3 separate regions of the Homo sapiens genome follow, and all the other regions are linked to region 1. A link is a loop called in an ENCODE intact Hi-C map of the cell type or tissue named here. Cell type or tissue: CD4-positive, alpha-beta T cell. All regions are shown on one strand. Region 1 overlaps CIB2 (calcium and integrin binding family member 2). Region 2 has its middle 60 kb from the start of ADAMTS7. Region 3 overlaps LOC105370913 (a long non-coding RNA gene).

Region 1 (2,500 bases):
TGGGAGGCTGAGGCTGGAGGATCACTTGAGCTTGAGCCCAGGAGTTGGAGGCTGCAGTGAGCTATGATTGCCCCACTGCATTCCAGCCTGGGCAACAGAGCGAGACCCTGCCTCTAAAAACAAAAATTGTGTCCATTAAGTGCTGCCATGGGTGGGACAAGTGTAAGGGGCATTGACTGTGGGCTGAGGTAGGTAACCTGCCTAAAGTGATGTCCTAGGCTGCTGGTGAATGGATTAGGTATGACCCTGTATCTCCCAGGCTTGGGCCGGCCCTGCCACCCCCAAAGCCAGATCAGCCCAGGTCTCCTTTTAAGTGGCTTGACCCTGTGACACACCCCAGGCCCACCTTTATCAAGCCATTCAGCACAGCCACCCAACCTTCCTTGGGTTCTACCAGTTCTTGTGGTCCTGCTGCCTACTGTCCTTAGCAAGGCACCTGACTACTTACCCAGCTCAAACAGATAATAACACCAGCTATCGTTTAGCAAGTGCTTACTCTGTGCCAGGCCCTGAACTAATCTTCTCTGTGGATTGCTTTACTTATTTTAATCCCCAAATCACCCTGAGAGGTAGATATTAGTCTCCCATTTTCAGGTAGGGAAAACTGAGGCTCAAGAATCAAGTGTCTTCCCCATCCTACACAGCCAATGAGCAGTGGGAACAGGACTTGAACCCAGGACCTCTGGACACCAACCACTTGGCTCCTCCCTGCAAGTCAAGCCCTGGTAAGCACATCATCTGCTGGTTCAGAGCCTGTCCAGGGCAAATGAACAGTAAAATGCCACATGCCCACTTTGCCAGTCGCACATTCCTATAAAAGGGTCTGAAATTACAAGGATGTGCCATGACTTGGAGACAGAGCAGGAGGGGAAAACCCCTAAACTTGTACTTTGGGTGGGAGGAGGCTCAGCAAATGCCAGGGCGGTGGGATCAAGCTGAGACTCTCCACAAGAGGGCACTCAAGGACTTTCTTTGCTCCTATTTCTTGCATAGAGGAAAACTACTTTTTTTTTTTTACACTGTCCCCAAATAAGGAACAACCACTTGTTTCAAAATTCATGCATCTTCTTTCTTTCTTTCTTTCTTTTTTTTTTTTGAGACGGAGTCTCGCTCTGTCGCCCAGGCTAGAGTACAGTGGCGCGATCTCGGCTCACTGCAAGCTCCGCCTCCCGGGTTCAGGCCATTCTCCTGCCTCAGCCTCCTGAGTAGCTGGGACTACAGGCGCCTGCCACAATGCCCGGCACATTTTTTGTACTTTTAGTAGAGATGGGGTTTCACCGTGTTAGCCAGGATGGTCTCAATCTCCTGACCTCATGATCCGCCCACCTCGGCCTCCCAAAGTGCTGGGATTACAAGGCATCTTCTTTCATAATTCATGCATCTGGTACTTTGACATATCCATTGTGCTTCCAACTGCTACATTTCCCACTTGACCTTGACCCCACCTCATATGTGGCAGTGTGATGTTGGAGTGTTTCTAGGGGTTGGCCTACACCTCTGAAGTTTTGTGGGATGGCTGCAGCAGGAGCATGAAGTCAGGCTGAGGTTGGAGCCCTGCCTACACCTCTCATTAGCAGTGTGGGTAAGTGGGTTAATCCACTGAAGGATAAGTTTCTCTATCAGTAAAGCAGGGGCTATTCTACTGTTCTCACCCCTGGATGTTCATAAAACCACTGGCCTTCAACTGGCAGCTTTTAGCATGCTGCCTGCCACGTCAGAGGCTCCCTGGAAGGGGTGGACTAGGGAGAGAGGCTATGGGTGCTTGGCAGGGTTGAGGAGGTATCCTCTGGGGTGGGAAGGCCAGCTTCTACCCTGGGACACAGATCTGTTCTAAAACAGTAACTAAAATCACATTGGAATTTTTCTTTAAAGAAAAATCCAAGGAGAATTTGAAAACCCAAATCACTGTGAAAGAAACTCTAAGCATTGTCAAAGAACCACATCTCTGTCACCTCTCCCCCAATAAAGGGCACTGAATTCAAGAAGAGTTATATATTAGTCCTACTGTAACATCCAGGACCAGAAACCATACTTACGCTACTTGAACTGCCCCCGAGTATGAGGCAAGAAATGTGAAAACTCTCACTTTATTTTACAAAGTTAACAAGAACCCTGATACAAGAACCTAATATGTAGCATCCAGAATGGACCAATGGCACTTGCATAGATAGATGAAAAAGTCTTATAAAATAACATACTGGGGGCCAGGCACAGTGGCTCATGACTGTAATCTAAATGTGCTTTGGGAGGCCAAAGTGAGAGAATTGCATGAGGCCAGGAGCTTGAGACCAGCCTGAGCAATGTAGTGAGACCATGTCTCTACAAAAAAAAAAAAAAAATTAAAAATTAGGTGGATGTGGTGATATGCATCAGTAGTCCTAGCTACTCAGGAGGCTAAAGTAGGAGGATCTCTAGCCTGGGCAACAGAGTGAGACCCTGTCTCTAAAAAAAAAAAAGATAAGTAAAGAAAGAAAAAAATAGCATACTGGTAAATCAAATC
Region 2 (2,500 bases), 640 kb after region 1:
AATTCCTTGGTCTGAGAGTGGGCAAAGAGGGAAGGAGGTTGGGACCTGATACCTGTGCCACCCTGGCCACCCCGCTGGGCCCTGCTAGGACTGTGTGCTGGACTTGGAGCCCCAAGTATGGCTTTTCAGATGCGGCTTCTACACTGCTTCAACTTGAAGATCTGCGTCCCCACTGCCTTTTCTCACTCAGATGGGGACACTGAAGTCCAGAGGAAAAGCCACCTGTCCAAGGTCACAGATCTGGAAGGGGACCCAGGACCTGTCATGCCACCAGGACACCTGTCTACTCAGTTTAAAAAAATTTTTTTTGGAGGTAGGATGTCGTTCTGTCACCAGGCTGGGGTACCGTGGATGAGATCACCACTCACTGCAGCCTCAACCTCCTGGGCTCAAAGTGATGCTCCAACATCAGCCTGTTGAGTAGCTAGGACTACAGGCACGTGCCACCACCAAGCCCAGCTATTTTTTAAATTTTTGTGTAGAGACCAGGTCTCACTATGTTGCCCAGGTTTGTCTCAAACTCCCGGGCTCAAGTGATCCTTGACTTGGAAGAGCCCTGTGTTTCTGGCCTGGGCAGCCAAGTATTCAGGAACCCTCCCTGGCCACACGGTCATTGCCTGTTCTGGGCCACCCTCATCCGTATATCCCCTGGACCGCAGCTGTTGGCTGCTCTGACCCTGAGAGCCGATTTGGACAATGGGAGCTGAGGTGCTGGCTGAGGCCATGCCAGGCTTCCTGGAGGTCATCGCTATTTTTAGTCTTTTACTGGGGAGTGTGTTTGTAATAGTTTCAGGCTTACTAATAGCACCAACAAGAGTGCCCTGATTTCTGCCAAATGAGGAGGGATATGGGAATCATATTTGCGGGGGAAATTTGATTCTGAGTCCTGGGGTGAGCCTGGGGGGTTTCTGTTCATCTCGTGTTGGGTCAGGATTGCCGAGAGTGACAGGGAGTGAGCTCACCCATGCCGACAGCTAGGGCAGTGTTGGGAGCGCCGCTGCCCTCAGTTCTGTACTGGGTCCCAGGCGCTGCCAGGAGGAGCCGAGGCGAGTGGGCGTGGCTCTGGCGAGTGCCCGCCCCTTCCCTGGCACCGCAGGCCGACCTGGCCCCTCCCACACTGCTGGGCCTTGCATGGTCCTGCAGCGCCTCCTTGTGAGCGGCTCGCGGTACGGTCTCCCCTGCAGCTTGCTTTAGAAAGCGGGGTCGCCACACCAACAGGTGCTTTAAAGAGTGCCAAGGCGGTGGCAGGCTCCCCGCTGTTATCAAGACTGCAGGGGCCCATAACCCGCCTCTGGGCTGGAGCCTCAGTGTTTTAATGAGCTTCCCAGACTAGTGGTTGCAAGGAGGCCAGTCCTGCAGCACAGCGATTGGCCTTCAGAAACACAGGGAGGGAGTTGTGTGGTCAGCTGCATTCAGGAGACGGGAGTTACACAGGATTGAACCACGTTCTGCAGCAGGACTTCTAGGAGCCTTTTAAGGCGCTGAGCATCGTCTCCCAAATTTAGCTGACCATGGGACACCTTCTCATCTCCCAGAGGAACCTTCCAGGCCTGAGGCAGAGGTGGGGTCTGGCTTCCCGGGTGCCAGCCTGGGCCGAGGGGTCTCTGTCAGCTCCTGACTGAGGAGCAAATGAAGAATTATACTTCGGGCTCGTGTTCTGCAGCACAGGAGTGTTGGGCGCCGTAGGTTTGGGGTTTGTGGGGGCTGTGGGCTGACAGCTGTTGGGGAGAAAGGACTGGTGGTGGGGACCCTGTGCCCCGTTCACACGGAGCCTCCTCCCACCTGCTGGGGCTGGCAGCCCGGTCTGCAGAGCCAGGCAGGAGGCGGAACCTGAGAAATCCACACGCGGGGACCCCTGTGCTTGGGCGTTCTCTGTTCTCTGGTGCTCCCATGTTCCAGAACACACACTGGTGAATTCGGAATTTAAATAAAGCTGGCCTTTCTGACCTTAAGCCTCTGGATGAGAGTTAAGCATGTCCAGGTAGTAGTGGGTGTTTTGAAACATAAAAGGTTGCACCCTCGTGTGTGCCTGTGTTAAAAGGAGCCCACGCAGCCGACAGCAGCAGGAGCAAATGGCCTGCTCTGATGGGGACAGGCAGGAAGTCCTTCGGGGCATTTCTGTTTCATCACAGCTTTTCCTGGGGCTGGTGAGTCTGTTGGGCCTTTGGTTGACAGGGAAGCGCATGAGCCCATGTTGGTGGATACAAAGCATCTGGGGCCTGGCAGAATCCAGAGAGGGGAAGATGGTGGCCCCAGTGTTGGAGGAACTGGCCTATTTTGTGATCCCCAGAGACCAGTGTGACTGACCCATTAGTGCTACAAATCCATAGCCAGGCCTCAGGACAGCTTTTGGTTTTGTTTTTATTAAGCCACTGACCAGTGGTTAGGAGCAAGTGGATCATAACCTTAACATTTTATTGAAAATTGGAGCCCTGACCTGGGGATGTGAAACCCACGAGCTGCACATTTCTCTGTAGACTGCATCTGGACACTTGTCACA
Region 3 (2,500 bases), 600 kb after region 1:
CTAATCCCATTCATGAGGGGGCTCCTCCCTCACGATTTAGTCATCTCCTAAAGACACCACCCCTTAATACTATCACATGGGGGTTTAAGTTCCAACATGAATTTTGGAGGAGACACAAACATTCCAACCATAGCAAATATACTTTACTAAAAAGAAAAAAAAAGGAAAATCTTGTCTCTAAACATGATATTTTAAGTGTTTATATATTTACAGCCCAATTTTCTGCTTGCTTACATAGATATTTGTGACCATGAGTGTCATTCTTAGCTGAGAAAATGTTCAGTAAATTTAAAAAAGCCTCACATTATCTATTAATATCTTACTCAGATAAGATCAAATTTCTAACCTAGATTTTAGGTTAAGATAGAAACCCATGGTCATTTGCTGCAATGTGAGAATGACACAGAGAGATATTAATTAGCAGAATTCCACTATAAAACTAAATTTAAGGGCACAGTTCTCTACTAATGACTCCTCCAGACAAATCAATTACTTGGATATCAATGAATCAACTAAAAATGGAAGTGAGAACAGTTTGAGTCCTTTTTGCAATGGATGGATGTTTACGAGACTATTAAGTGAAGACGGTTCAGAAACAAGGAGATAAATGGCATGCTAATTTGGGGTTGAATGGAGTAATGGGGTGATCTTGGAAATATAAGAATCCTGCTTAATGGGGCTTGTCTGCTTGTAATTTGATAAACTAATATATGTAAATTCAATGAGATAAAGGACATGAGCACTCAGAACAAAATTACAGGAATAAATTTAGCAAAGAGGCACCAAAGTTGAGATAAGGGTCACTGTTCCACGTCTGACATCTTTAATTCTTGAGTCATGGGGATGGTAAGCCAGAGAACAGAGTCTTCTGACTGGAAGCTAAAACCAGCCTTTGGGGTGGGTTCAGAGACACTGTTCAGACTCAAGATGCGAAAGCAGATGTTGCCCTGTTGAAAATATCCCAATTGCAAGGGCATTTTCAAAGACAGTGGTGCTTGGGGGAAAGAGAATGCTGTGTGTTTAAAAAGAAAATAAATTAAAAGAAAGAATGGAAACAAGGAAGAAAAAGTGACCGGAGGGTAGGGTTGCAATATGTTCTGGTTTGCAAGGTACAGCTAAGGTTATGTCTGTTGTGCCGGTGCAATTATAATAGTGTCCCTTTCACTCTCCGAAGAATTTGGATGATAAAGCATATGATCACCCTACCAAAGAGAGGAAATGAGCCAGACGACCCATGTGTCTATTTCAAACAGTGTGGACTGATCCGCAGCCCTGTGCCACTGCCCAGATGAGCGGTGTGCACAACCTCTGCCTTGCCCTACCCCGCCCTGCTCGGGTCTCCAGGAAGGCTGGAGCGGAACCCTCGGCTCCCGCGCTGCTCTGGTGCCACCTGCAGGTTATATGCGGGAACTGCTTCTCTCCACCCTACTACCCTCCACCCAGCCTCCCGACCCCGACCCTGGATAGCCTTGGACTTGGCCAAAAGACATTCAGAGCACACGAAGCCCTGGCTGGGGAGTGGGCTGGACCCTGCAATGAAGCCCGCGTTACAGAATCAGACGAGCCCAGCTTAAACCAACAAGGCCAAGCTCCTCCTCTTCCTACCCACTCCTGTCCTGTCTCATTTTGTAGACGGGAAACTGAAGCCTAATTCAGATTTTTCGTTGGTAGGATTGTGAAGCATACAGCTGGAGCCTCCCAGGTGCCATTCCCCACATCTGTCTTTCCGCTACCACTTTAGGATAGTGAGGAAGCAAGAGAGCTTAAGCTTACTAAGCTCCTACTGTGTACTGGGCACAGAGTGGACACTTTTCTCTCCAGCCTCGCAATTGATGGGAAAGAGGTGATTATACAACTAGGAGACAGGATCAGAGTGGGCTAGCGATGTGCTTACAGTCTCTCAGCTGAAACTGGAACCCAGGGGTCTTTGACTGTAAAGCTAGTGCTCGTTTTGGGTCTCCAGCTTGAGCAATAGTTGCAAAATGCAAAGAGCACCTGAAAATCTAATATCAATCCATATAAGACTGTATTGTAAACAGAAACATGGAGTGTCTTTGTGGGGGTGATGGCAAGGTGGGGAGATTATCTCAATTCTATGTAACCTGGGAACTCTTGGAGGAAAATGAAGCATGACTGAGTGCAATTTGTCTGATAAACAAAATCTGTCAGGACGTGGGACCTTATTGGTCCTGGGTAGTGAAGGTAAGAAATCATGGTGCTGGACCTTTCTTAAAGTGCTTATAAAATCACTCAGGGCCTCAGTGCCTCCACCTTCTCCATGACCCCAGGCAGTTTCCCCATCTGTCTTCATCCTACTGCCTGGCACACTATCCATCAAACTGCTTTTGGGGTTATGTCTCAATAAAACAAAAATCATGGTGGGAGTCATTTACACCCTAGTGAGAGTCATCTAAGATTCCCTTTTCTTCTCAGACCTTTTAGCTGAAGTTGGTTATGAGAGAGGATGGGGAGGGGGAAAAGGGTTGGGGCGAGCACTCTT

Evidence for each region. Peaks named below come from ENCODE experiments on the same cell type or tissue, not always from the same donor. Only the 100,000 strongest peaks of a DNase experiment are listed, where the experiment ranks them.
Region 2: it touches region 1 in a loop (5-fold over the local background); 4 of 110 quality-filtered maps call a loop at or near these places.
Region 3: a loop joins it to region 1, with 28 times the contacts of the local background. A loop is called at or near these places in 6 of 110 quality-filtered maps.

What each region holds. Positions count from the first base shown.
Region 1 is chr15:78,112,453-78,114,952 of GRCh38, forward strand. All of the region lies in intron 2 of CIB2 (calcium and integrin binding family member 2), which reads right to left. Among named protein-coding and RNA genes, the nearest start is that of CIB2, 18 kb to the right of the region's middle. RefSeq lists an enhancer at 1,006-1,095. In CD4-positive, alpha-beta T cell, a CTCF peak has its summit at 944 (motif pointing right); a DNase peak (open chromatin) is centred at 929.
Region 2 is chr15:78,750,091-78,752,590 of GRCh38, forward strand. It overlaps the pseudogene LOC646938. Among named protein-coding and RNA genes, the nearest start is that of ADAMTS7, 60 kb to the right of the region's middle. In CD4-positive, alpha-beta T cell, CTCF peaks have their summits at 1,159 (motif pointing left) and 1,358; a DNase peak (open chromatin) is centred at 1,131.
Region 3 is chr15:78,708,191-78,710,690 of GRCh38, forward strand. The region is part of intron 1 of LOC105370913 (a long non-coding RNA gene); the gene reads right to left. Among named protein-coding and RNA genes, the nearest start is that of CHRNB4, 68 kb to the left of the region's middle. In CD4-positive, alpha-beta T cell, CTCF peaks have their summits at 1,429 (motif pointing left) and 1,636; a DNase peak (open chromatin) is centred at 1,381.